7 separate regions of the Homo sapiens genome follow, and regions 1, 2, 4, 5, 6 and 7 are each linked to region 3. Evidence: chromatin loops called from intact Hi-C (ENCODE). Cell type or tissue: Panc1. All regions are shown on one strand.

Region 1 (4,000 bases), 1.8 Mb before region 3:
GCAAGAAGGGTGAGGATGGGAAAGAGTGCAAGGAAACCATTCAGGCGGGGCATATGCTGACAGAGTCAGTGTTCTACGGGGTTAGGGGAGATAGTTATAAACGGAAATGTGCAGTTTCACTTAAAGAACACATGGAGACCTAGGAATGTGACTCAATTTCTTTTAAAGAAGAAATAATCAGAAAGGAGGGTGGATAAATATGTTTCCTTATGCTTCGCTTTCATGGGAAAAATTCTTTTAGCCATTTTATTTATTTTTAAATATAAACAAAATAATCTTTTCCAAAGCCTCCAAAATTTAAAGCTGTTTTACTTTTTCTGAATAAAGCTCCATTCTAAATGGGAAACAAAGTTTGTGTGACACCCTCTAACTCCTTTCTCCACCTTCCCACCACCCTATTACCAATTCTTATTTAAGTGGCTGCCAGCCACAGGCCCAAATTTGAAGAGATTCATGAACTACACTATTTCAGAATAATGATGTCCTATTTTATAGGATGCTCAGACTTTGGGAAGAGTGAAAAGATGGAACCTCTTCAGCATTAACTGAGATATATTAGTATTAGGAATATAAGGTCTGTGAATAACCTGCCCTGCAAATAGGCTCCAACATTTCATAATCCTGAGGAGAAATTGAAGAAAGCGTTATCAAATACAATAGGCAGAATTAAAAATGGATAAGAAAACTAGGGACTGAAACTGAAAATAAAAACAGCCTTACAAAATACTCTTTTCCTAAATTTGGATGATACAGCTGAACAATAATAAACACTAAAGCTCTATTGTGGTTAATTTTTAAAGAAGTATATGCAACATTTGTCATTATTATAGAATAGAATTTCAGAAATTGTTATTGTAACTGGTTCCCAAAGCTGTATTTCTTAACAGTTGTGACCATATTTCAGTGCTGAGTTAACCCTGTATGCTTGGCTTACTAACTTCTTTCACTTTCTTCCTTATGCCTGGAGCACTTTTATAAGTCACGTGGCTCTGGGTCACAGTGTCTCTCTGAACTACAGTCGTTTGAATTAGAAGTTATATTACTACCTATTCTAAAAACACAATGAGTAGACTCAGATTTCTCTGGTATTTAGCGCTAGATCTTTAGTCAGAAAACATTTTTTAATTTTCTTATTTACCATTAACGTTGTTTAAGGCAGAAAATTTTTAATAAGCAATTAACATTAGATTATACATCAGAAGATGAATTAAATGCAATTGTATGGAGAACAAGAGAGGACTAATCTTCTAAGGAGTGTTAGGCAAATGAAATACTCCATAATCCAGAAGCAACGGTTTTCTTGAAATAACCTGTACGTGGGTGCCTCTCTATTCTGCGTATCATGGACTTTTTTGCTGTTTTCCTTATAAATAATTCTGAATTAATATTAATGTGTTTTATTATTAAATTTATGATTGGTGGGAAAGTGGAAAGTCCTTTTATTCCTGGCCTCACAACCCCCTCCACAGAAAAGTGCTTTGAGAATTTTATACATAAAAAGTTACTTACAATTTAAGTAACGCTTCCATAAACAAATAAAGGGCTCAAGTGCCTAGAAAATGCAGTGTCTCCAAATTCTGGCTGCCCCCTTTACAAACCTTGTCTTTCTTCTTAAATATCTGTAACTTGTTTTTCAAAATCTGATATCTAAGGAGTTACATCTCTCTCAAGCACTTTGTTGGCTCCACTCTGAAAAGCGTTATTTGCTTGGACAAACAGCATGTTCTAAGCATTAGAGAGGAATTTAAGTTTTCTGCTTTGAGGACACTGCCTTAAATAGCATTTGTGAGTTCCGTTTTTCAGATGAAGCATGAACAATAAAACCTCTTTCCAAGGGACTTACATTTTTTTCCACTAGAGGTCTCTCTCGTAACAGCTTTCCTTTTGTTGGGCTCATTAATTATTTTACTCAAAGGAACAATTCTACCTTTTACATTGGAATGCCGCACTTAACATGTTATGCTAGAGAAAGATATAATACCTCCTTAGCTTGTTCTCCTCCTTGATAAGTAGATATTAGGTTGACTGAATGAATCATCTTGGATATTTTATTACACAATGGCTACACTTTAGTAAAGAAGTTTGAACTTTCACCTACACTTCCAAAAGTCTCAAAATTTGACCAGTTAAAACAATATGCTAAAATAAATGTGCTTTATCAATGAGCATTAAATGGTCAGGCTTTGAACTCTCCCGAGAACATCTAATATCCAGTGTCAACTTAGATCATGTAATTGTAAGCCTGAACCATTTTACATTCATGTCTTTCACTTTTGCAGTAAAACACACACACACACACATTTTTTAAAATTTGTGTAGGATTATTTAGTGTTTTGTTATTTCCTGTTCTAGTCCTTGAACAGAAAATAGACTATTAACTTTGGACAAATCTATAGTATATTATAGAGTTTTCTGTTTTTAATATGTGTTTTCTGAAGAAAATACTAATTAGAAACTGCTTTTTCCAAAAAAAAAAAGAAAAGAAAAAAGGCTTTTGCCATTAACTCTTGTGAAAAGACCAGGAAATTTAAATAATTTTTAAACAGATGGAATCTAAAATGAAAATAATGTAGGATACTCTCAAAACATAATATAAAATTGCATTGAACAAAGTACTGCAGAATAAAAAACACTGACATCAGTCACAAAGCTATTAAAATATTCAGAAAACCCAAAGAGTGTTCAGGTTTGAGGATGGAAGTAAAAAGACAGAGCTGTGTTCTTGACACAAGAAATTCAATGGGAAGATGTGAAATGTGAAGAAGCAAAGGAACACCTAGCAAATCAATTTTAGTGTTATACTGAAGGTAGAGTATGTCTGCATGAATGGATACAGTGGCTAAGCACAGAGCAATACTGTATAATGAAAAAGGGCACGAGGAAGTGAGGAAATTTGACAAGCTGCAAAATGTACCACAACCTGGCCAGGAGAACACAGACCTGTCAGACAACAGTTTTGAGAATCAGAAACTGTACTATAATGGGAGCAGAAAATAGACAATGCATTATTGACATTATTGAAACTACTCTGCTACCCAAAGAATTTACCTGATACTTCCTCCTCCAAGTGTAATTGATTAAGCAGTTAAGCACATGTTTTTCTTTCAACACCAATTCAGACATATCAGTGTATTTGCTGATTACACATGTAACAACTTCAAGTATTTTAACTGAATGACTGATCAATTAATGAAAAAAAATCAGTGAAATCAAATAATGGGATTGACTAGAATTTTTTTTTCCAGGAGTGACTAAATTGAACAGACATTTTTCCAAAGTTCTAGGTTCTTTGTGTTAGTGACAGGAGCTTCAATAAAAGCACATTCAGGTGAGCTGTTTGGGCAGTTCAAATGGCTAAGATGATAGCATACACATCACAGACTCGTGGAATTTTAGTTCCAAAAGGAGTCTCAGAGACCATTTTTTTTCATTTTACAGTTGAAGAGACTTATTCAAAGAGGTTAAGTGACTACTGTAGGACCCCTAAATGACTGTATTATTCTGGTAGATGAGAAGAAGTCCTAATTGTTTAAAAAGAAACAAACAGCAGCTTAGTAATATTGCATCCAGAGTGTATACATCACGGAGATATGTAGATTCTAAATGTTTTGAAGGTGAAAAACATGCTAATGTTATTTTCTTATGGAAAAATTTATGTTTTACAGAATATTCATTGTCTCATTTTAAGGGAATGTGAAAAGAAGTGCTATCTTTAGGAAAGATGGAGTCTTAGAATAGGCATTCAATGCAAGAAAGTTTTTTATTTTTTTATCTATCAGTGGACACTATGCTCCTTAAAATATGTTTTCTTAATGTTTCTGTTTCTAACTTAGGAACTAATATTTGTGGCTTCCGGTAGTTTTTTTTTTTATTTAATTCAACATCTTCTAATTAATGAGGATGGATTGACCCAATCAATAACACCCAATTAGACTAACGAAATTAGCAAATTTAGAGCAATGAAAAACGGTTCTATGTGATAGTTTTTCTTTTTCTTTTT
Region 2 (4,000 bases), 1.6 Mb before region 3:
GTTTAAAACGTTAGCATGCCGCCGTCGTCAGATGAACAGTGGTTGTTAAGGCATGCAGGCCCTCATCCAGATATTTAAAAGTAAATATTTTATCTAGGGAAAAGTATGGAATTCATAATTTGATGGCACAAAAGGCCAATAATATGTGGCAGCATGATCTCATTAGAAAATGGAATTTTAGCCCAGTGTGATCTGAGTAACTAGTTCCAAAATGTGCAGTGAATTTTATAGTTAGTCTGGCTGGCACTTATCCACGCTCCTGCATTCCCCAATGGTAAATATTTGTAACAGATTTCACGTTGTAACACAAGGGCTTCTTTCACAGAGCAGGTCATGTAATGCTTCAAAAAAAAATCAAGGCCAGGGCAAATAAACAAAAAGTCACGCCAAGTTCACCCCTCCCAAAGACGCTGAAGCCAGGCTGTGCATACAAACTTCACTTGCTACTCATCAGCATCAGCAATTTATGGCCAGATGGTTATAAATTTACATTCTATAAAATTTTAGAGGATGTTATTTTTTCCACTCAGTTTGTTAATTAACTTTCAGTCTTTTTATTTCCTCAAACGTAACAGTTCACTCTTTTTTTTTTTTTTACTAATGATACAGTATTATATTCTTTCCTGTCTCATAGCACACCTATTCAGCAAGACCTAAAATTTCATGAAAAGGATATAAAAAAGCTTTTGCAGCCACCAATACTGGGAAACTTCTTCTTCTGAGCATTCTTTTGCACTCCTGAGACAAACCACAATGGACAGGGAACCATTAAAATATACTGACAAATTAAACTGACATCAAATTCAGCCCTTTATGCCATTCTTGAAAAATCTCTTCCCCATTACATATATGTATACATACATGCATATAGTCAAATTAAAAAACTATACTGAAAATTCTAGACGTTTCTTTTTTTAACAAAAAACTCTACAAAATCTTTATTATCAAGAACTACTTTTTTTTTCTTCAGCACTAAAAACTGTTTTAAAACTATCAAGGAAAGAAAAGAAATGAGGATGAAAGAAAGGAAGAAACTAATCTTAGAGCTTCAAGTTGTAGAAATTCCATTAGTGTTTGTTAGTATTTGAATCCTGACCATTTAAAACTGTCTTTTAGCTATATATTTGTGTTACAGAATACTAATATTTACTTTTGTTATATACAAATTAAACAATAAAATACCTTTTTGATATAATGTTATATAGGCAGAAGATTGTAACAAAGGTTATAATATTTTAATATTATTTCCAGATTTCCCCTGTTTTTAAACTCAAAGCATGTAGGTAGGTTGGGAAGGTAGACACATTTTATGTGGATTTCTTTTGGAATATTTTTCATTAATAATTTCTAATGGCAAGTTTGTTATAATGTTGACATTTTCTGCATTTCATAGAAATATACCGAAAAACATTTTATAGATGCTGTGTGTGCAGAGTAATTGATTAAATATTTGAAATCATAAAGGAAAATATACTCCTGGGGTCACAAGATCCTAAAGGGCACATTTGTGTGTATTTCTCTCAGCTCTCACTTTTTACAGGTATATCAGGCGAAGAAGAGTTCAAGTAAACAGTCTCTAGGTGTGGATTTATGCCAATATGGTTCTACTCTGAATGTTAGCGAAAACTAAATTTGCTTATTTTCCAAAGGTTAGCTAGCCACAGTTGTGGCCCTGAGAATTTGAGACTAAACAGGAGCTGTGCTTTTTAACTTTGGTGCACAGTGCACGTACTTCTTTGTGCTTTTTACTGCACACACATTTCAATGGCTCTGAAACACATCTGAAATTGACATTCTGTACAGTAGAAAGAATAACCTAAAATAAGACTTGTTTCCTTAATAACTTTTTTCTTCAATAAAGCAATTAGTTAGAAATCTTTCAGTCTGGGTCCCTTAGATGGACTCCCTGCCCTCCCAACAGCAGATTTGGATTTCATTCTCTTTGCAAAATTTGGGGCCTGAAATTCTGGGTAATTGCCTCCTCTCACTGGATCTTTTTACCTGTGTAGACACAGACAGCTCTTTCTTTTAAAGACTGTCACAAATGAAACCCAAATCCAAATAATTGCATTGTTTCTTTTCTAAAAGATGGAAAGCAGACAGAAGAGAATCAAAGTGAAGTACATATTAAGGCAGATCATTAGGGAAAAGAAACAGGATATAAAAACCTGACGTGTCTGTGGCAAGATCCTGGCCACCTAACTTATTAACGCAGCGTCCATTGTGAGATGCCGCAGTTCCGTGCAGTCAGAAGATGGCTCCAGCGCGTTAATTTTGCTCCTGTTTCTAGCACGAGATTTAAGGGGCAAGATGCACTTCAGTGCTATTTTTCCTTTCTGATTTTGCCGTCGTCTCATTTGGTTCAAAACATCAAACTGCAGCATATATGGAGTTGTAAAGGGTCCATTAATATAGATGGTAAGATTTAAAAAGAATTTACCTGCTCCTTCTTCTGAATAGGCCATTCTTGAATATTTTGCATGCTTTGGCATAGAGAAAAGGGGCCACAATTGTACGTCATTGCTGAAAATACTACCTATAGAAGGCAGTACTTCCCAGTGACACTGTATAACTGGCAAAGCAGTGTTCGCTAAAATTATACTCTCATCTTAGAAATACTGTTTTCTTGATGAACTAGGGTTTGTGAAAATAATAGTGTGCAAACCGAAGACTTAATGTTATCAGGTGGAATAACATAGTCCACAATCATCTAACCTGTCTAAATTTACTGTCTTTCAGAGATGTCTGAGCAATTCTCTTTACCTCCTCTCACGTCTGCCAACCTCCAAATTCAGTTTCTAAATAAATATTGATTGATAGAAACACAAAATGGGTATTTAATCCAATTAAGAAGTCACAGCTTGAAGTACTTTATTAACAAAAGAATGATACATAAAGTTTATTACTTAACTAGTGACTTTAGAGGTCATTTCTCTGCCAGCCAAGTGCATAAAAAATTATAGGAAATTGTGTGATTAGCAGTGAAAGTGACATGATATAGTATGAGCCGTATTAGGTTTAACATTTAAATGCATTTAATGATAGACAGTAGTTGAATTTACTTTGTCCAAAATGCATGGTTTCTCAAAATAATATTTAAAATGCATACTTGTTTCATGTCATAGAAATTATTTTATCTAATGTGTTTTGTATCTTTGTTACCAGATTGATCTAAATCAAAGAATTTTACTTTTACTTCATGTTTTTAAGTATTTTGGTGGCTAAGTGGTGTTTCATTTTATTAAAAAATATATAGCAATGATCATTACTTCAGCATAGTTCTGATGATACAGACATTTTCAATGAAAGCCAGACAAAATAAATATGTTTATCAGTGATATTTTAGAAATGTGTTTCAAAACAACCTTTTACCTACCTTTCTTTTAAATAATAAAGATTTAAAACCACTACCAGTCACTATACTACAGTAAATATTTTTTGCTTTGAATTTTTGGGGAGGAGAAACAACAGCAATTTATTAGTAAAAACATATTTGATTTTCTTCAATTTATTCAAATAGGACTGTTAAACATAGTGTCCAACTTATACTTAGCCAGATTTACACACATACACACACACACACACACACACACACACACACACAGGCACACTCTCACAAATGTGAAGCTCTCTTTTCCCCTGTACATGGTCTGGATGAAATTGTTTGAAAAATGTCAATAATGAAGCCAGAGCCTCAGTGTAACCTAAATACGAACTTGTTGCTTTTGGAAAGATGGAAAATTAGCACCATTTTGTAGGACAGAGGAGTTAAATGAAGGAGGGTGATTCTTTTATTTCTGCTCTATAGAATGATGTACGCTAATCAGCAGGCAATGCCCTGTCAGTGAGCTAATTCAACTCTCTGCTAAAAGAAGTGTAGATTAATGGATAAAGGAGGTCTGTGGTAGGGTCACACTGATATGGATTCAACGTGTACAGCAGCTTGTCAGATGCCTGCTTGGATTAAATCTAACCTTTATTGTTGAAGGTTGCCATTTAC
Region 3 (4,000 bases):
CCCCAAATGGCCCTACCTCGCCCTTTTGAAAGGTGGGGATAATTTTATGTTAAGTAATCTGCGTTTATGCTTCACTAGGAAACCTCAATAAAAACGGATTCTGAATAAACTTGAAACTATTTTGGAAAAAAGAAGAGTAAACGACGTGGAAATCCTTGGAAAACTGGGGATGTACCTTTCCAGGGGGGTTATAAATGAAGGGAATAGAACAATCAAAAGGTGGACAGCTTCTCACTTCTTTTTCTTCTTCTTCCCCCGCGTACATCGACCCCACTGACTTCCCTTTTCTCTCCAGGTGTACCGAGTAAGTGAGCGGGAAAGGTTTATTGTAAAAGAGCTAGGGCCACTTGGAAGATCAAGTTCCCAACGAGGAGAAGGAGGGTTAGGGTCTCAAGACTTGGAGAGGAACGAGTTTAGTTAGCCTTTCACTTTTCTGTACACAAAGAAACGTTTTGGTGAAATTCGCAGCCTCTAACGTTCCTTTCTGGAGAGTACAGATAGCCAAGAGGTGCGAAAGGACATCTCAGTCGGAGGAGTATATATTTATAGAGTGGACGCGTACCCTTCCGGGGCCTTTTTCTCAGTGAAACTGAGCCCGCAGCTCCCAAGTGCCCCCGCTCAACTTCGCCCCCATTATCTCCTCCTCGCCTGCTGCCATGCCCCGGGCCACCAACCCATCCCGCAGGGAAGCTGTCCAGGGAGTTGGGAAAACAGGTCCTGTCAGGAGCCGCTGCCCTCGGTGGACCCCTCGGCTGCAGCCAATGGGCTGGGCCCGGGTTCGAGAGGTGAAAGTTCAGGCCCGGGGCTCGCAGCTCGCTTCGCCTCTCCGGCCGCCTCCTTTTCAGCCCCCGCCCCTGGCCACACTGCAGACACGGCCCGGCTACCAGGGGCCGCCACGGTGGCACGTAGTTTGTTGATGGGTGGTCATAAAATATATTTATTTGCAATTCCTTGAACTCGTCCACCACTCCCGCCCCAGCATGGCCCCGAACACTGCAGGCTTTGTTCGCCTCGGCTGCTGCTGGAACTGGCCGGGGTTTAGCGCTCTGTGCTAGCTGACTCCAAAAAAAGTTGAAGTATAATAATAGGAAAACCGGGTTTCCGCAGCCGAGGAAAACGCTGAAAGGGCAAACAGCGATCGAATAGTTTTCTTTTGCACAAGTCACTGGTCAGCCCACTGGATCGAGGCAGCCTTTAAACGAAACGCTGCATATTGGAAAGAGAAGGAAAGCCAAATTCTGTCCCTGTAGTCGCCGCGCAGGGTCATAGGCACGGTTCAGGTCTTCTTTGCAGCACGTGGATCGGCAAAAGTCATTTAAAGAGGTTCCAGAAGAAAGTTCAACGGCTCAACTGGGTGAATGAGGAGTTTCACCAAGTGGACATCAAAGCTTCCTCACGAAAGTTTATTTGATTTCAAGTTTATTTTACGACGAAACCACAAATCAACAAAATTCGAGACACTGCTCTAGTACGGTCCTAGTGAAAGATAAATTCGTTTGAAATGGCCTCTGTCAGCGCATCTTGCGCGAAATAAAACACCGCAGATGAGAGGAAGTATAGCCAAGATGAAGGAAAGCGACGCACGCGAATGACAAATTAGAAATGTTAGTTTACTGCTTCTCCCAGTGAACCTCTTTGATTTTCAGTTATTTTTTATAAAAATATAATTTTTCACACACTTAAGTCTGTTTTTTCCAACACTTTCAAACAACAACTACATTTTTCTCTTTCAGAGCCGTTTTATCTCTGTAATTGTGACTTGTACTTAAATTTCAACTGACTTGGAGAAATCGCTGGGAGAAAGGAAAGGGGGTGTTTTTAAATTACTATTTTTTCCTGTTATAAATAACATCTTCAAAATTGTGCTACTCACTTCAAATAGCCTGTAACTAAAGTCTTAAATGCAAGGTATTTTTCCTTTCACACAGAAAAAACAGTCACATATCAGTTTCCTGTGTTTTCACATCCACTACAGTTTTCTGAAGATGAGCAAATAAGCAGACTCCTTTTAGACGACTTTTCCCCATTCTCCTCCCTGACACATTTAGGGAAAAGAGAAAATTCTAATTTCACCGAAGTCAAATCAAGGGTAATCTATGTTACATCAGACTGAATGGAGATATTGTGAAATTGGTGGAGTTACACCACCATCTGTCGTTAAGCTTAGGGACTACAAAATTTGGGACCTATAATAAATCCTAATGAGCTCTCCCAACTTTTTTTAAAAAAGTCACAGACTATATTTTTCATTTGTGTTTTTATAGCATATACCCTGAATTTACCTGGACCCTGAAGCAATAAATATTTGTTCATAAACCCACACTTCTACCCGGGTTCTCTCATCTTCAGAAGATTAAAAAAATTCTCCACATCTGCCAGCCTTCACATAAAGCCCTTTGGAATCAGCTATGGGCCTGCAGATTTCCGCTGCCCTGCCCCTAGCTTCTCCTAGGCTGCTGGCAGGAACCATGGAGACTCAACAACAGGGGCTACCCATATCCTCCAGTGAACAATACACTTAATTCTCTCTCTAATGTAGCCTAGTTCATTGTTAGTAGGTATATATCTAATCTTGAAAAAACGTAACCACAGCATATCACTGCTAAGAGGTTGGCTCTGAGTGTCCTAAAACTTTGATTGAAAGGCAGTTAATACTAGGTTCCAGTTTTAGTTGATCTTGGTGGAGAGACAAAGATCAATTGCTCTGGGATGGAATCTTGCAGGCTAAGTGGGTTCTATACCCAGGAAAGCTTTATCCAAATGAATATAGAAAGGGGATAACTACTGGATAAAGAATTCCAATACTGAATCAAAAGCCTCCATCAAGCAGTGAAGACTCCGTTTTTTGTTTGCTTGTTTGTTTTTCACAACCCTCCAATCCTCCAATGGCATAGTATTGATATTATATTTCTAAGGATCTTAAAATATTTCACTAGAATGTTGTACCCCTTTCTGTGTTAAGGACTTGATTACCAAATTTCTATTTTCCAGAAAATAAAAATCAATGAAAATAAAGTCTAATCGCTTGTGTATGTTAGTAACACATCAACTAAAAATAATGATGTTAACTTGAATCATATAAATTTGTCTCTATTTGACCAACTTTGAACAACACAAATGACAATTTAATATGGTTCAATTTAATAGATCTTACATTTTTCTGAGACATAGTCTATATAAGAGAAAGCAAAGTTAAATTTCTTCTTACACATTGATTCAAATATGTGGAATTTCCTGATGCAAGAGCTCTTTGTCTGTTAATGTTTCTAACATGAAATTAATCTTAGACATGGTATGTTTCTGAATTACTATGAAATTTTATAACTGAAGGAAACGTCAAGATATTCTAGTCCAATCTCCTCATTTTAAATATCATTAAGCAAAGCCCAGGCATGGAGGAAGCCCACACAGCTAGTTAGTTGGTAAAACTCCACTAGCTTTTGAACTATTTTGTGTTTCTAAACATATAATCAGGTTCCTGTTACTCCAGAAAATGTTTTTTTTTTCTTTCTTTCTTTTTTTTTTTTTTTGCCATACATCTCTATGTCTTTACAGTTTCTTCACATCCATCAAAACTGATGTGGCTCAGTGATGGCAATAGCCTTGGATTTTATTACAGTATTGAAGATGTTAACTGTCATGTCATGTCCACTGTAATACACAGGAGAAAAAAATTCTGATGACTCGTTTCTCTTGAAAGTCAATTAGACTTTACAAGGTTTCTTCGATAGTGTAAAGAGGTTCATTGCAAGTGTTCATCATAGAAAAGCTGATGGCAAGAGGTGTTAAAACAAACCACAGTTTATGATGTTTTTCAGGGTTAATTTTCTTCAGGGACTCATAGGAGAAACCCATAATCTCATCAGCAGCTTACCTTCACTACAGTTTTAAGAAATAAAGGCTAACATGAGGCTATGAGGCAAAATATAACTTTGATTTTTTAAAAGCTATGAGCAAAAAAAGGACTATATCAAGATTTGCATCAGTGCAGATTTTTATT
Region 4 (4,000 bases), 320 kb before region 3:
GAAATGCGTTGCTATTTTCTATGCTATTAAAACACCTTCTTGGTGGTCTGATGTTTGATTGTTATATTAGTGAAGCAATCTAAATTGTAATTCCAACTATTTATCTTTTAGACATCACTAAACCTTCCAGGAATATTTTATTTACTATTTATTTATGAATTTCTTTTGCAGACTGTTAAAATGATTTCGAGAATACAAATGTCAACTTTTCACACGTTTAGACAGTTTTCACACTTTATCTTCCTTTGGTACTCAAAATTTGCATATAATGTAATCTGATTTATTTCCTCTTCCCAAGCCTTCAGCTCTGTCTTTTCCTCTCTTATTCCCTTTTCTTACTATTTCTCTCATTTTCCTCCTGTCTGGTTCTCTCCTTCCCTTCTTCTCTCTGTTCAAGTTACTAAAACAAGCAGACATAAACTTCTCAAAAATAATTCTTAAACGCTTCCAACTTTACTTCTAATTTTGTATTTTAATGGCAATGTTAGTCTAAATTACCATAGGAAAATATACTGTACTGTAGCGATAAAGACAGAGACTTAGGCTAGGGAGAGAGGGAGGAGGTAAAGCGGGAACTGAGGGAGAAAGAAAGGGATAAAGAATAAATATATAAAGAGTGCTTTTATGCCTCGAAGGAGACATTATGGCTTTTACTCTTCCTCTCTCTAGAAAGCAAGTTTTGGATATTCAAAAACACTTTCTTTTTTAACTTTTTCCTCAATTTAGTTGTGACTCAATTCTTTTTCAGAATGGAAACTGCATTATGTAAGTGAGAAAGTTATACATAATGAAATAGCAGTTTCCTCACTTTGTAACAACTATTTTTACAGTGCATGGTGTTTTAATAAGTCATGTATAATGGATATCTGAAAATAAAGCTAAAATGCATATGATAAGGATTCAAATCAGAATAATAAAATCATCACATTTAAATAATTCCATCATGCCACACCTGTACAAACATCACACAACAAATACGAAACTTGTAAAAACCTGTACTTTGAGTTGAGCTAATGTTAAAATAACTGTAACTTATTCTCAAGACTATAAACAAAATTAGTATACTGGAAAATTAACTGATATACATTCAAAACAGCTGGAGCAAAATATGTTTTTTTCTAGCACAGAAAACTAAACTTATTTTTAGTGGAACATGGGGAAAGTAATCCCTACATATGTGAACACTTGATTTTTAATTTGCTAAAACTTTGACACTAGTGCTTTAGAAGCAATCCAATTTCATTTTTCCAATTAGACTTAAAATCTTAAAATTTGTTGCATATACAAATCATACTTCTTTCTATGAATAAATGGTGTAAGTGGACTAGCTAAATATCCACCTGTGTATTACTAAAATTGACAGTTATTTCTCATAACTGGCAATGTCTTATTTTTCAACTACAAATTCTATGGAAATGCTGACCATAAAAAAAGTCAGCATTATCAAAGAAGGGCCATACATATGACAGACTATACAGGTATCACATGATTAAAAAGAGGGAGCAAGAGAGCCAATATGCTATTTATATAAATTTTCCAAAAATAAAAATTTCAAAATCCAGAAATATCATACCAGAAATTTAAATCTCAAAGACTTCATAGTGAATTTTCTATTAAATACTAACGAAAAAATAGTTTGCATCATAGATAACAGTAGCAACCTTAAATAACCATGTATATCACTTAACACTACACCCATTTTCATTTACCCTTTAAACACTACTATTTCTTACCAGTAGGCAGCACTATTACATCTTTTACCTGTTACCAATGTTAACGTTACACAATTCCCTCTGTAACTTATTACACATTATCTGACCTTTTACTTGCCTACTAGCCTCATTATTTTGGCTGCAGGCTATTTATCTCACAGAGATATTCTTTTCTTCCTAAAAGCAAAATTAGCACTAATAATAAAATATTAGCAATTGTCAGGTCCAATATACATGAACGTCAAATGGGAAGTGTGTAATTAATAGATATTACTATTTGTTTTACTCATAGTTTATTCCTTATTTTAATTTAAAAGAAACTGCAATTAAGGGCAGTGTGAAATCGTTTAAGTGAATTTTCACTTCTGAATGAATTACTGCTTTTATAATAAGGAGTATATGGACGTTGATACCAAATTATCTGTTCAAATTACATATCTGTTTTTCAGAAAAAGTAAATTATTTAGAAACCTACACACATAAATGTATAAGGGAAACTATCATATAGTAACACCAGTAAACAATTTATATTCTACCACTTAATAGGGGGCCACATATTCACTTGATCGAATCCATCCTACTTTAACAAAAATTGTTTTCTACTTCATCAAAAAGCACTTAAATGTAAAATGGGCCAACATCAAAATATATTAAGAGAAATTATTTGGTTCTTTCGCTAACTAATCAGAGATACACAGAAAAGGACCTTTTAAGTTTTATGATACCTGCTCATTAAATGATGCTAAACACTAAAATACCACGAACAGCAGGGAATTTCAGTTTACATTAGAGAAAAAAAATAAAAGGGTAAAAATGACTGAAGTTGGTCAGTTCAAGCTGATAGGGCACTTCAAATGAATAACAGAAGAATAAAAGAGACACTCTAGGTTAAATTAGGTTCTCCTATGCCTTTTCTTGAAAGTGGTTAACTTCACAAATTTTATTTGAATTAACTAAACTGACAAAAATCAAAGCAGATATAAAGTTAAACAGGCAACTACACTTCACAGTAGTTTACCTATTATACAAAAGAAAAAACCTTAATTTTAAAAAGGCGATTTTGATTTTTAAATGTGTACATTCCTTTTCTTCACTGAGGCAATTTATATGCTTCATTTCTGAGAAAACATCTACTCCACAGATTAAACATATACAAAGCTGAAGGAGAATAGGTTTATGTAGACTTTAGATCTTCATATATAAGGGAAAATTTTCTCCTAAAAACCAGTATCTGATCATGCTCAATAAAGTGTTATGTAACCAATTAGAACTTATTACATAATACTTATTTTACGTACTTTTTAAAAGGATATTTTCCGTTACAAACGTTTATAAGTTTTTACGTAGAATTTTCACTAATTAAAGCATATAATTTTCCTTGTTTCAATCATATGTCCAAATTCTTATTTACATTTGCCAAACCGACATTTCTCTAAGTCAACTAGACTAAACCTTGACAAAATTGTAAAGTCATAATTATTTGATATTGACACCCCTTCTCTCCACTCATTATTCCTCTCCCCCAACCCACTCATCCCAATTGCACCTCTACCTGTGCTGTTTACCCATTTAATGAATGGTAAGCCATTCATAAAGCTAACCATATATAAAGCTAACTATAGTATTAGTGAATTTACACTGCCCTCCAAGGCAAATGAATGTCCACCTTCTTTAGGAGGGCAGAAGAAAAGAGGGTCAGTCCTTCTTAACCCAAGACATAAGTTGCTGAATAATAAACTATACTGGCAAGTAAGAGGTATGAGGTATTTTGGTCCCCGGGGAATTGCCCTGCAAACTTCAAATGATACCATGTATGCTTTTAGTTAATCTTTTCTTGTATATCTATTAAAATAAGGGGCTTTAGAGAGGGTTCCCCAATAAGGTTCTTTCATAATTTCTTAAAACAATTTCTCCATCACTTTGGAATATTTACCAGCATTTTCTAGGGATTTATATCTGTGCTACCTTTAGGCCATGTAATCAATTATGAATTTCAAAATGCTAGAGACAAGGATAAGGGTAAGCTATAGTATCCTTGTATCACTAGCATAGTATTTCTTATAGACTATTCCACAGAACACAAGTCTCCTGAGATAGTCTGCAATAAATGGGTTCTATGGTAAATAATACTTGAGTCTCCTGTAGATGCAAAAAGACTGTTAACTTATAAAGGCAATGAGAAGTATAAAGAACAGTGATTCACTCTTTTCATTAGTTAACTATTAAACCTCGTGTACATTAGTGTTCTGGGAACATAATTTTTAAATCTGAGTAAGTCTCAGGAATTC
Region 5 (4,000 bases), 580 kb before region 3:
AAAGACAACAAAAATAATACCCTGTGAAAGGTCAAGTGAAAATGGGTACATATAAAGAGTATATTTCTCTTTCAGACCTTTTACTAGATATTGAATGGAAAAATAAAGGAAGACAATATAAAAATAAGAGAAAGGACTAATCTTACCTCAATAACTTGTAATTAGAAGTATGTGACGTTTAATTCTAGGAAGTATAGACATGAGTTACAACTCATCCTGACAGCTAAATGGTGTACACACTTCATTATTCAGATTCAAATTTTTTTCCTCTGAATTCTGAGTTCTACCACGGTCAATACATTTTAGTAAACAAGACACTAATATGCTTGACACTATTGAAAAAAGCCAGGCATTTTTTAAAGTGTCATACACATTTCTGAAATCCACAATACATCAATTTTTAATACTTCTACTCTCTCAGCTCCATTAAAAAGATGGTAGGGGAAAGATTTTAGAGTAATTAATGATATAGTTAGCTGCTAAATATTAATAGGAATCGTAGTCTTGCATAAAATATAACTTATAAACCTTGCCAATACAGACGCACCAGTAATTAAAGTTGAATATATAATTACACTGATTTATAAGACAGGCAAAAAGTTACACTTTACTAGCTTCTATGTAAACTGTGGGTAACAGTTAAACTTTGCATTTTACGGTTTATAAAAACGGGCAATATCTTGACTACAGTTCATAAATGGTTTAGAGACCTGTAACAGTAGTAAAAATTATAACAACTTATTCCATCATGAATATTCTTATTGCACCATACAAACCAACCTGTGATAATGACCCATAAGATGTAGATTCATCTTAGACACTGCTTTATGCCCAAGAGAACATTAGTAGTACTAAGAATCTGTAGAGGACTGCTGGAACAATAATGATATGGCATTTGAGATCATCTAAAAAATGTATTAAAACCGATTTTGATAAACTTTGTCATATTATGAACGTGGTATAATTTAACTCCACTTAAATTTGTATTTTCAACTTATACAACAGTAAAAACTTCGGAAAAATTCTAAATTTAAGAAGCATATTAATATAGATTCTTCCCTTTAGAGAGTCTGTTAACCACACTTACATGTGCGGCTGAGGTGAGCAGCCCGGACTACTGTTTCCATTGCTGTCAATGTGATCCAGAGAACCATTGAGGTCTTCGTGGACGGCCTGCAGTAGGCCACTGGATGCATTATTTATCAGTCCAGGATTACTTAGCAAAGGTAAACTGCTCTCTGCCAAGGCAGCCTAGTGAAATGAAGATTGTGTAAAACAACTTTCAAAATGGCATTTAAAATAATTTTTAAAACATGTATCTTCTTTTAATGGGTTCCAATAAGGAAATAGATATTTTAGAAGGATTAAAAGAAAATGTATTGAAAAAAAATTCCTAACTGGCTACTTGTGGCAGAGATGCAAGGAAATTAAGTGCGATGTGAAAATATAAACAATCGTCCTTGCAGCAAACTTTCTCACTCATGTTTCAACCTTTGGCATAATGAAATGTTGAATCCACACATGTAATGAAATACTCCAGTTTAATATAAGCAGTTGCTCTGCTTTTTAAAAATGACCAGAACTTAACTCAAAATAAAGAAGTCCTGACATTTGCCTCCTCTGCATAAAAATTATATATTATAATTAAACTTTAAAGTTTTTGCCACAAGCACCATGTTCCCCAACACTATGATGTGAAATCATTTATGACAGCCTGGATAAATATTAATGCATAGCCACATGCACTTGCAAAAGCTTCTATCAATCTAGCATTTGCAGAAAAACCGAATGTTCCAGATTTTGCCACAGGGTGTCCTTCTTGCTTCTTCACATCAAAAGTAGCTTGAATTAGAACCAGTGCTGTCTATAGTACTAGGTACTACAACTTGGATGATAAACCAACTATTAAGAACAATCACAATCTCACCTAAATACAAAGACATGCCAAAAAAAAAAAAAAAGCCCTAAACATTCAAATACAACAAAACTGGGAAAGTACATTACCTGCAAACTGGCATTAAGAGCTGCTCCATAGCCTAAACTGGTAGGTATATTTTTTACTAAGGTTGGACTTCTGAAAAAAAAAATATATAAAGATCATTTATACGTCAAAATATAAAACGTGGATATCAATAGTCTCAGCTATAAAGGTATGTTCTGGCTTGTCTCACACTAATAGTCCATACTGGATGTATATAAGGCCACAAAAATAAGGTAATAGAGTTCAAATATATAACCCTTTACATAATACATATTAACTTGATCCAGGAATATAAGAAATGAAACTTTAGACTATGGTGTGCAGGCAAAGTGAGACATGACCTTGAGGATCCTTAAACCTGTTTCTAGTTGTGTGAAGGTTTCATTTGCAAGAACAGCAACATTCATACAAAATTTTTAAAATGTAAATATACAATACAATTACCAATTTGATGCAATCAGGAAATAATTAATGGTTAATTTCTAGAACACCATGAATTAACATAACAAATTACCATAGTTAATTAAATGACAACATAATAGATTAACTATTTCTTGAATGCAGATATTAGCACATACTTGACTATAGAAATCAAAAGTCAAGGGCCAATAGTAGATAAAATACATTAAAGTCATCTCTTCATATTAGGCAGTAGAAGTTTGGGGGAATAAGTAAATTCTACATGGAGTTAATTAAGCACAAAATGTGTTTTACTATATTTTGGACTTAAGTTTGGCAGTCTTGTTCTCTATAAAACAAACAAAATTCAAACTTCCCAGCCAGTAATTTTCTCACACTAGTATACCTTGGTCATCTCAACAGCACTGTACAGAAAACCATCACAGTTGGAGTAAAAGCAAGGTAGGTCCAAATGATAAAGTTTGTCTTGGAAAATGAGAGTATTTGAGAAAGAAATAGCCTTATTTTTTTATAAAGTCTTCTCATAAATTCTTCATAAAAAGGTACTTTCAGGATTACCAGTATATGCAAAATTAGCCTCATTTTTAAAAAGCCTTTTAGCTTCTACTGGAAGCTACTGTATTGTATAAAAACAGGAAGTGTCTCTCTCTCTCTAGAAAGCATGTTCCATCTTGAAAAACAATTTTTTGATACACGTAGAAATGCTGAATTGATGAAAATAGTAACCAAAACAGTCCTGTGATGATTTTTACGGAAAAAATTGATAGGCTACTGTTGATTTATGCCACCTACACCTAGATTCAAAATGCAGTTCATTGCCACGAGAATGTTAGCATGCCATTAAGCTAACTGTCTCCCCACCCCAGCCCCAACTTAAAGTATTTACTTTTCCTGGTGGATGCAGGATACAGGATTACAAAACTATCACAAACATACCCTGTTATCTTTTGTGACCTTCGCTTCTGGTATTCTACTTCATCCACAGTCCATACTGCTCCTTTAACATTTTCTACTCGAACAAAACACTTGTGCAGGCTAAGATTATGACGTACTGCATTCTAAAGCAGACAGAAGAGAAGAAAAAATGGCAAAAATAATATTGTCTAATAAGGCAGCCCAACATACTACATTATTGATCTTACTTAATCAGAGTGAAAAATCTTAACATGTTTAAGTATTAAAATCAAAATATGGCATGATATTACAAACCTCAAACTTACAAATTACTGGAATCTGCAGTTTGAACTTTGTGATAAGAGAACCTTCCAAGCTATTTTAATAATAGCTGTGTCAAAACCTTCCTTTCATTGAACTGGTCTAAATTGCAATATCTGTACAAATTACAGTATCTTTGAAAATGCCAGAACAATTAGGTCAGCTCTGTTGTGTCCCTGATCAAGCACTCAGGGATGGTTGAAATGTCCAAAGGAACCAGTCCTGCTTGAGGTATTAAAATGCTAAAAAGGCTACAGTGACAAGTGTTAATTTTGCACAAAGCTTTATGCAAATAAGCTCAAAGGCATTCTTTTCATCCCTATAATAATGAAATGACAGAGTTTGTTTATTCTGTATTATTAGATGACATATGCAAGTTACAGT
Region 6 (4,000 bases), 460 kb before region 3:
AATCCAATGCTAATTTGATTGCTCTAGTCCCCTCTTGTCTCTTCTGCTTTTTCTTCTTGCTCTAAAAAAATGTGAATGTTACTGAGCTCCTCTTTTCAAATTACCTTTTTCAGAAATCTCCTCTACTACCATGGATTCATCTATCACTTCTGTGTTGTTCCCCAAATGTTTCTCTTTAGTCTTGACCCCTCTGTCAAGCTTTCTTTCAAATTTGCTAAAAGCTAGCTATTTCTACTTTCTTGTCTTGCCATCTCCTCAAACTCAACATGTCTAAAGCTTAAGTCATCATCATGCCTACCTAAATAGTTTTTAAAGGATTATCCTTATTCCAGGTTTCTCAGAATTCCCTTCCCTGAAAATATCCTCCAAATGTTCCATTGCTATCTTCACAGACCACTGCTTTGATAATTTCACTTCCTCATCAAAAAACTTTAATAGCCCCTTCTACCCAATCTATAAAATACTGACTTCTTGGCTTGACATTTTAAGTTCTATACAATCAGCGATGTGTATTTCTAACCCCCAACCCATTCATTATTACATTAGTATGATATCTCTAGGCTGATCAAAACAAACTACTTACACTTGCCCAACCAGATCTCAGAATTTCCTATGTCTACATCTTTGATGACATCTTTAAAAAAATTCTCCATCAAAAATTCCTTTATCTACCAAATTCCTTTTCTTTAAGCCCAACATACATGCTACCTTCTCTACAAAGTCTTCCCTGACCACTTGTAGCCTGAATTGTTAATTTTCTTTTTTAAATGCTTATTGTTCTTTCTGTTTTTCCCATTTCTACAGCACATCCACTGTGGCCAATAATGTTTTTATTTGTGTGCAACTCTGAATATCTCCTCAACTAAGTCATAAGTCCCTGAGGACATTACACATGATAAATAATCACTCAATTTATACTGAATGAATGGATGTTTTTTTTCCTCCTCCAAATCTCCTTTGCTCCACTCAGCACAATCTCCTCCTTATTCATTGTTTCAACAAGTTTATTTATTGAGCTCTATTATTCACCAAGCACTGTGCTAGGCACTAGAGAAGAGCAGGGAATTCATGATTCCTGCTGTCATATCGCTTACAGTTTAATAGAGAAGATAAACATTAAAATATAAGTTTATGTTTGGAGAGTGTGAAGTGTATATGTGGTGGGAGCCTATAGCAGGGGAAAACACTCTAGTATTCCTTAAAACACACAATTACAACAAGGGCATACTTCAAATCATTGAAATAGCTGGTAATAGTAACAAATTACGGCCAAATGCTATGATATAGAATATATATCATAACCTTGAATTAAATACCAATTTCCTGGAGGCTAGCATAATGGTAATTATTTATTAACTCCTTATCCAAGGATTTACGGTAAGTACTTTATATAATATAATTTTTGGTCTTCACAGCAATCTTGAAAGGTTGGGTATCTTTATTCCTATTTTAGGGATGAGGAAACAGGCTCCAAAGAGATCAGGTTATTCTATCCAAAGCCCTATTAATGGCAAGGGCAGGCTTCAGATCTGAAACACATGGTTCTTTCTTCTATATGCCATGAGTAGATCATATGGTAAGTTTTCCACACAAGCATGCTTAGTAGTAATGAGCTCAATGTCCCAGACCCTCCTCCACAGGGTGTCAGCCTTGAGCAGCTGGTCATGGATAGAAACATCATCATAGTTTAACAAAAATTGTATTCTATAACATTCTTTTAAATTTGCCTATTTCATGCTGCTTTTAAGAAATGTTCTTCACTGGAATGGGAAAATAAGAGCCACACAAGACATAGTCTGTTCTTGTAAACAGTATTTGAATTAAATTCTTTTTTTTTATGATCAAGAAATAATGTATTAGACCTCCTGTTCATCTTTCAATACACAGAAAATATAAATAGTAAAGAATATCTTTAAAAACTTATTTCTAAATTTCTGGCATCATAATAGATCGCTCTATTTAAACCCGTATCTCAATTTTTCTGGCAATGCTGCTTTTATTTGGAATAAAATGTGGTTTAGCTTCTCTCCACTTCTTCTACATTATATTTAAAAGTAATATTGAAAAAGAAATATTCAGTTTCATTCTTTATCGCTACATAAATAAAATGTTATCATTTCCTAAAATACATTTTGTAATGAGTGATTCTATATCCCATATAAGTTAGTATTTTCCTCCAGAATATTTTACAAATTATAAACTTTTATAACTTATTCTTGATTTTTTACATATGATATGGAATTTCAGTATTGATAATTAGTTTACTATAGAATTTCTGGTTTTGTCAGCTTTTGTTATTTTTAACAATTTGGAATGAAATAGTAAAGTAAAAATAATGTTAAGTTGCATTATATCAAAACATTTCAATGTAGATTATTAAAGTAAATACATTGGTTAAATAATTTTTATGTAGCTTACATTTCTCATAAATTCAATTTATAATATTTCAAGGCATGAAACAAAACAAAGCTTCCTCAGATATACAGAATTATATTTGCGCAATGGTTTTCCATACATATGGGCTTTAATTCTTTGTTTCCAAGGCACGGTTTCTGGATGGGGCATGTTAATAAACAAATGTTTTGTAACAAAAACCAAGCAAACAAAAACATAATCCTTACTTCATAAGCTAATATCCAACAAGATATACCCAATCCTGAAAAATTAAGATACCTCACTTACTTCAAAATGAAAACAAAATAAATATTTAACCATGGAATTTAAGATCTTGTTCATCAGTTAGCCCAACATCTTTATTTTAAAGATGTCAAGTAACTTCCTCAGACTTATATAACTATTTGTGGCAGAGTCAGAATAAGACCCCCAAGTTTAATTCTCTTTTGCTTTTTACTATTCCATTCTTGAACTTCTTAAGACAGAATTATAAAAATTTTATAATTCAATTACCTATTAGAAAGGAGAACTTTATATTATATATTAACCTACAATGAAGGAAGTGATTACAATGCTAAAAACTAATATTCATCTAAGATAGCAAAGCAATGGCATTTACCTTAAATTTACGTCTCTGCTCTGCACAGCTGTTGAAGAACCACAAGTCTGTCTCATGGCTGTAAATGTAACAAGAACAATAATGCGACCAATTTTCATATCTAAACTAAATTAAGTAGATTTGTCATAGGCTAGAAAATTGAAAATGTATTTTACAAAAATTTTTTTAAATTTACAGATTATGGAAGTGTGCATGTGTGTATGTGCATGTTGGCATTTATGTGTGTGTGGGGTGATGTGTTAACTTACTCTTTCTAAACTGAAAATTAGTTTCATGAAATTGAAAGGATTAAGTATTATTCTTTTTGGCTAACTTTCCTCATTATGGATCACTATGAACATATCAAGTCTAGGAAGTGCTAGGAGTAGATTTAAATAAATAAAACAAATTAAAGTGAGAAGCTGTCTTTGGCTGTTATTATTAGGATATGTTTTCTGGTATACACAGTAAGAATGTAAAGCAGAAACATCTGGTAATGCTTAAGTTAATATTGGCTCCCATTTGCATCACAATCTTTATATATTATTCATCAATATGCCATTAATCAATGTACTTGCTGATTGCACCTATTCAATTGGTGTTTCATGTAATGAGATTATGTAAACATGTTTCAAATACATATATTCAGATATCTATACATGAAAGTGAAATCACTACTACAATTGGCACTCAAGCTTGTCAGATGTGATGTTTTCTTCTTTCCATTTTGCATTAGACATGCTAATATCTATGCCATCTGTAGCACAAAATCCTGAACAAATGTAAATGAAAAAATAATAGTAGATAAATACTAGTCTACTAAAAATAGACTCTGTACCATGTCACACTTCAAATCTGGCCACCACTTCTTAACAGAGAAAAGAAATTCAGGTGAATGTTAACAAGCAACTGAATATTGTTCTTGTGACTTGAGCCATCAAAACAGGTTTTGAAATCTGTATTTTCTTTCAAACTTTATAAAATAGTTCTCTATCAAAACTATACTTC
Region 7 (4,000 bases), 1.8 Mb before region 3:
TCATCCTATCAGCTACATGGAATTTACCTGGAAGACAGATTTTTAATCTGCAGACATGGGCTTTCTAATTGGCGTTGTTTCAGTTGCTCTGCTTTCTTCCTTGGGGTTACATAAAATTTCTAGAAATGGTACTGAGTTTGTTCGTTGCATCAGCCATCTTCTCTAGTATCTCTTCAAGTCCTGAACTTCTTTTCTGCATTTTGGCCAAATTTTTCAAGACCGTGCTTCTCATCAACTAATTTTAAATTTTTACATGATTATTTTTTAAATTCTGGTCATGCATTCTTAGTTTCCTATTGTTGTCTTGTTGTCACTATTCTCTTAAGTAATAATCATATTTTTTTCTTTAATAAAGGTTCCAGTTCAAAGCTCTCATCCTAATCCCTCAGTTTTTGGAAAGTTATTTATGCTATGTAGCACTAATGTATTGATGTAGAATGTCCTACTTCCATTTCCTAGTTGTTGTGTGATTAACAGTGGTTTAGGTGAATAGAAAAAACCCCTAGAATGTAGTATATTAAGATATTTTCAGTTTTGAAAAACATCCATAATACTTTGCTAATGGCAAGCTAAACGTAACTTAACTCCAGTTCTTCTCTGGCTTCCTCATCCATTCTTGCTCTGTGGTCTCCTATAACTAGTTATTTCTGAATGAATATTAAATAAGAATGAAGGAAGGGCAGAAAACAGTGATGTTGCCACCTTCATTCGTGAAGAATTAAGTGGATGGACAGTTTGGGGGTTTGTACAGCTCATGATTCAAGGCTTAGACAACAGAGAATTGCAAAACATCTTCCTGCTGTTTAAATTAATGGACTCCATTTCCTAAGGTTAATATACTACAGAGTATAGATGGGTGTTTCTCAACATTTCCAATGGTGATTTGTTATTCAATGTTACTTTTCAATGTTATGAACTTTTGTTGTTTTCTGTTCTTCCTGGGCATTTGGGTATAGGGCTGGAATGGGCTGTATTGGGGAATGCTAGTCAAATGCCATTTTATGCTAGCAATCTCTTCAAAGATGATCAGAAAGAAACTCAGAGGTAAGAGGAAAAGGAGAGCAATAGAGATGTATGTACTGATTCTGCACCTCCTGTGAAATCCTTCTTGAATGATACATATTTTAAGGTGTAATTTATATGTTTGTGAAAATTCAAAGTTAATGAAGAACATAAAATACAAGTCAATGCTTACATGTTTGACTATGTCTTGGTCACAGATTTTTTTAAAAGGGCCTCCACAATCCTACTTAAGATGCTCTGAATCACTAGTCTATTTTAAAATGTCCTCCACATTTTCCTTAACATTTTTATAAGCAATTTTCATTGTCTTTATTAGTTCCTCCTTATTTAAATTTTTCTTCTTCATTCTTTCTTAAAGACATTTTAAAATGAGCTCAATATATCAGCCTTCTTAGTGCAATAATTAATTCTTTGCTTCCTCTCATTTATTAGTTACCCTATTTTTTCTTCTGTTTCTGTCTTCCCCCGATACATCGGTTCTACACTTTTAAATTCTTCTTATAACAGATCGAGTCAGAGTTTTTTTAATTTTTTACTTATATTTTATTGGTTTTGTTCTTCTATTTATAAATATACTTTCTGTTGGGAGGGGGTTGAGTGAAAATATATGGTAAAATTGACTATTATGCTCTAAGTTGGGTTATTTTTTCTATTACTTTTCACAATGTTTAATGCTTACTATTAAAAAGGTGGTTCTTCTATTCCCTTTATTCTGTGACTTTTCTCAGGGACCTCCATGATGCCTCAGGACACCAATTAACCCTATCTATAACTACAGTAAAAAGAATCATTGATATATTAAGACAGGTTGAGGATCAATTAAAGATGGTGATTTTTTAAAAGTAAGACTGTCCCTTCATTCCCACTGCAATACACAACTTTGTGTTCGATCTTTACCTTTTAGGGCCTTAATTTTATCTTAGAAGAAGACATAATTTAATATTAGAAGAAAAGACAAATATGTTTTTAAGTATGCATAGTAATACAAATAAATGGTAAAATACTGTGAAATGGAGGTTTATGTCGGATCTTCTGATCCTTTTATATAAGCTTATGCATTCATGTTTTGCAAATAGCTCTTTCAATCAGATAAAATTTGTTCTTGTGAATGAAATCACTAATTCTTAAGAAATCTGATTAACACAAGGGGGCAGCATGGTATAGTAGAAAGAGCACTGGGCTTAAGAGTCAAGAGCCTGAGTTCTAGTCTCATCTATTGACAGATGGAAAGGGAGTAACCACTTGAATATTTTCTAGGGGGTACTTGAGGAGGAGCTTTTTCTCTTCATCTCTAAAATTAGGGGTACTGACTATATAATCTAAAGGATTCCTTCAAACTCTAAGCATCTATGCCGAATTTGCCTTTTTTTAATAAATAGTTTTTACAAAGGTAGAAGAGAATTAAAGCAAAGTCCAAATTCGCAGTGGTAAGATTTAAATTAAATGAACATGTTTTCATCTTTATAATGCATGAGGGGGTAGAGCGAGCTCCTTCCTGCCACCCCTGCCCCCACCCCCAAGAGGGAATATTGAACATTGTAGCAGTTGAGCTGACTCTGAGTCAAGGAGGGCTCAGTGAAATGGTCACAACAACTGCAAATTTGAGGTGACTATAAAAACTCTAAAAAAGCTTTGCCTCAGCTATGGCTTAGTTGTATGTTATGCTGACAGGGCAATTGTGAACTCTTCATTCTCCAAGAGGCTAGCAAGCTGTTGGTAAGGGACATAGGGAACTGTCAAAAAGAGAAACCCATGGGAGATCCCATCATTGTTCATCAGCACAGTCAACTGAAGTCACTGTTGGTGCTGATACAAAGTTATAAAAGCCACTGGCGGGAACCAGCGATGAGAAATTCTTTGGGGAACTCTCTTTCATTGGTATTTTTAGATTGAGTTGTGTACTATGGAGGACCTTTCAAAGTTTCTGGTCTGTTCTACCAGTCCAATATATCCCTTTCATGTGGTGAGTAATTTGCTGAGAGAAGTAATTTTATTTGGATTCTAACCTAAAGTTGGTGATCATATTGTCTGCCACATGAACTTACACTACTGATGGTTACTGATTTGATCAGGAGTTAACCATCAACTCAATGAGAGTCAATCCATGAAACAGCTAGGAACTTATGAGGTGGTTTGGAATTGAGTTATTCCCAAGAAGAAAGATCATTAATTGGCCAAAATCAATAAAAGTCTACTTCTTTGTAATTTGAACTAGAGATATGGAGAAAATATCAACATGTTGGTAGCAGAAACATAAGCTAAAAGACCATAGAGAAAAGGCAACATGTAATTGCTAGAAGGGAGAAAATGGCATAATTAAGGATAAATTCTAAATTAGTATATGCTGTGAAGTAGAAAAACATCATCACACAGTAAAAGTAATGTTTTTAGTTGGCAGGTGCAGAAGAAAAACATACAGATCAACTGAGAGACCACATGAGAAAAAATCATTAATTACCACTGTCGGGGGGGTGAGCAACAAGGTAATGCAGTCACTGGTTCAACTTTGGATACTTCCACTACCTGAGTGCATTCCGATTTCAGAGAAAATTAATGACAACCAAAATATAAAGAGTCAACTATGACTCTTTTCCCTGTGTTCTTATGAAGACTGATTACATGGCTAAGATTCCTATTCCTGTCTTAATTATTCTCACACACTTCCTTGAAATAAATTGTTTTGTTTGAGCTAACAAAAGCAAATTTATACAATACATCATGACTATAAATTGATCTCAAAAGATGCAAAAGCAAGTTAAAAATTCATATGAGGTAAACAAAATTCAATCAGATAGCATTTTAAATATCAGTTAAAAATGTATGGTTCAAGAATGAAGTTGTTCAGAATTCTGTCAAGTTCAAAGGTCTTTAAGCATTTAGTAAGGCAGGTTTATAAAGAGCAAAAGAAATGCAAAATCCAATCAAGTGATTAGCTAGGTGTTCCAATACTATATTATTTTCTTTCAGCTCCAAATCT

What was found. Hi-C counts contacts between places; a loop is a spot of excess contacts. Peaks named below come from ENCODE experiments on the same cell type or tissue, not always from the same donor. Only the 100,000 strongest peaks of a DNase experiment are listed, where the experiment ranks them.
Region 1: it touches region 3 in a loop (6-fold over the local background); 21 of 110 quality-filtered maps call a loop at or near these places.
Region 2: it touches region 3 in a loop (6-fold over the local background); 10 of 110 quality-filtered maps call a loop at or near these places.
Region 4: it touches region 3 in a loop (5-fold over the local background); 52 of 110 quality-filtered maps call a loop at or near these places.
Region 5: it touches region 3 in a loop (8-fold over the local background); 33 of 110 quality-filtered maps call a loop at or near these places.
Region 6: it touches region 3 in a loop (4-fold over the local background); 25 of 110 quality-filtered maps call a loop at or near these places.
Region 7: a loop joins it to region 3, with 3.0 times the contacts of the local background. A loop is called at or near these places in 22 of 110 quality-filtered maps.

The regions. Positions count from the first base shown.
Region 1 is chr7:115,908,590-115,912,589 of GRCh38, reverse strand. No RefSeq gene overlaps it. Among named protein-coding and RNA genes, the nearest start is that of TFEC, 120 kb to the left of the region's middle. In Panc1, CTCF peaks have their summits at 1,649 and 1,848 (motif pointing right); a DNase peak (open chromatin) is centred at 1,809.
Region 2 is chr7:115,674,538-115,678,537 of GRCh38, reverse strand. No RefSeq gene overlaps it. Among named protein-coding and RNA genes, the nearest start is that of SNORA25B, 95 kb to the right of the region's middle. In Panc1, CTCF peaks have their summits at 2,041 and 2,244 (motif pointing right); no DNase peak of the experiment used is centred here; H3K27ac peaks cover 241 bases.
Region 3 is chr7:114,080,244-114,084,243 of GRCh38, reverse strand. No RefSeq gene overlaps it. Among named protein-coding and RNA genes, the nearest start is that of PPP1R3A, 160 kb to the right of the region's middle. In Panc1, a CTCF peak has its summit at 2,153; a DNase peak (open chromatin) is centred at 2,093; H3K4me3 peaks cover 712 bases; H3K27ac peaks cover 388 bases; H3K27me3 peaks cover 1,130 bases.
Region 4 is chr7:114,403,374-114,407,373 of GRCh38, reverse strand. It overlaps a transcript of FOXP2 not described here. Among named protein-coding and RNA genes, the nearest start is that of FOXP2, 9.4 kb to the left of the region's middle. In Panc1, CTCF peaks have their summits at 1,562 and 1,764; no DNase peak of the experiment used is centred here.
Region 5 is chr7:114,661,524-114,665,523 of GRCh38, reverse strand. FOXP2 (forkhead box P2) reads right to left here. Exons shown (of 17, transcript NM_014491.4): 14 at 3,338-3,459; 15 at 2,005-2,074; 16 at 1,088-1,251. Among named protein-coding and RNA genes, the nearest start is that of MIR3666, 10 kb to the right of the region's middle. RefSeq lists an enhancer at 3,501-4,000. In Panc1, a CTCF peak has its summit at 1,803; a DNase peak (open chromatin) is centred at 1,838; H3K27ac peaks cover 721 bases.
Region 6 is chr7:114,537,397-114,541,396 of GRCh38, reverse strand. The region is part of intron 3 of FOXP2 (forkhead box P2); the gene reads right to left. Among named protein-coding and RNA genes, the nearest start is that of MIR3666, 110 kb to the left of the region's middle. RefSeq lists a silencer at 1,549-1,843. In Panc1, CTCF peaks have their summits at 1,432 and 1,638; no DNase peak of the experiment used is centred here.
Region 7 is chr7:115,849,665-115,853,664 of GRCh38, reverse strand. No RefSeq gene overlaps it. Among named protein-coding and RNA genes, the nearest start is that of TFEC, 180 kb to the left of the region's middle. In Panc1, CTCF peaks have their summits at 1,963 and 2,169 (motif pointing right); a DNase peak (open chromatin) is centred at 2,204.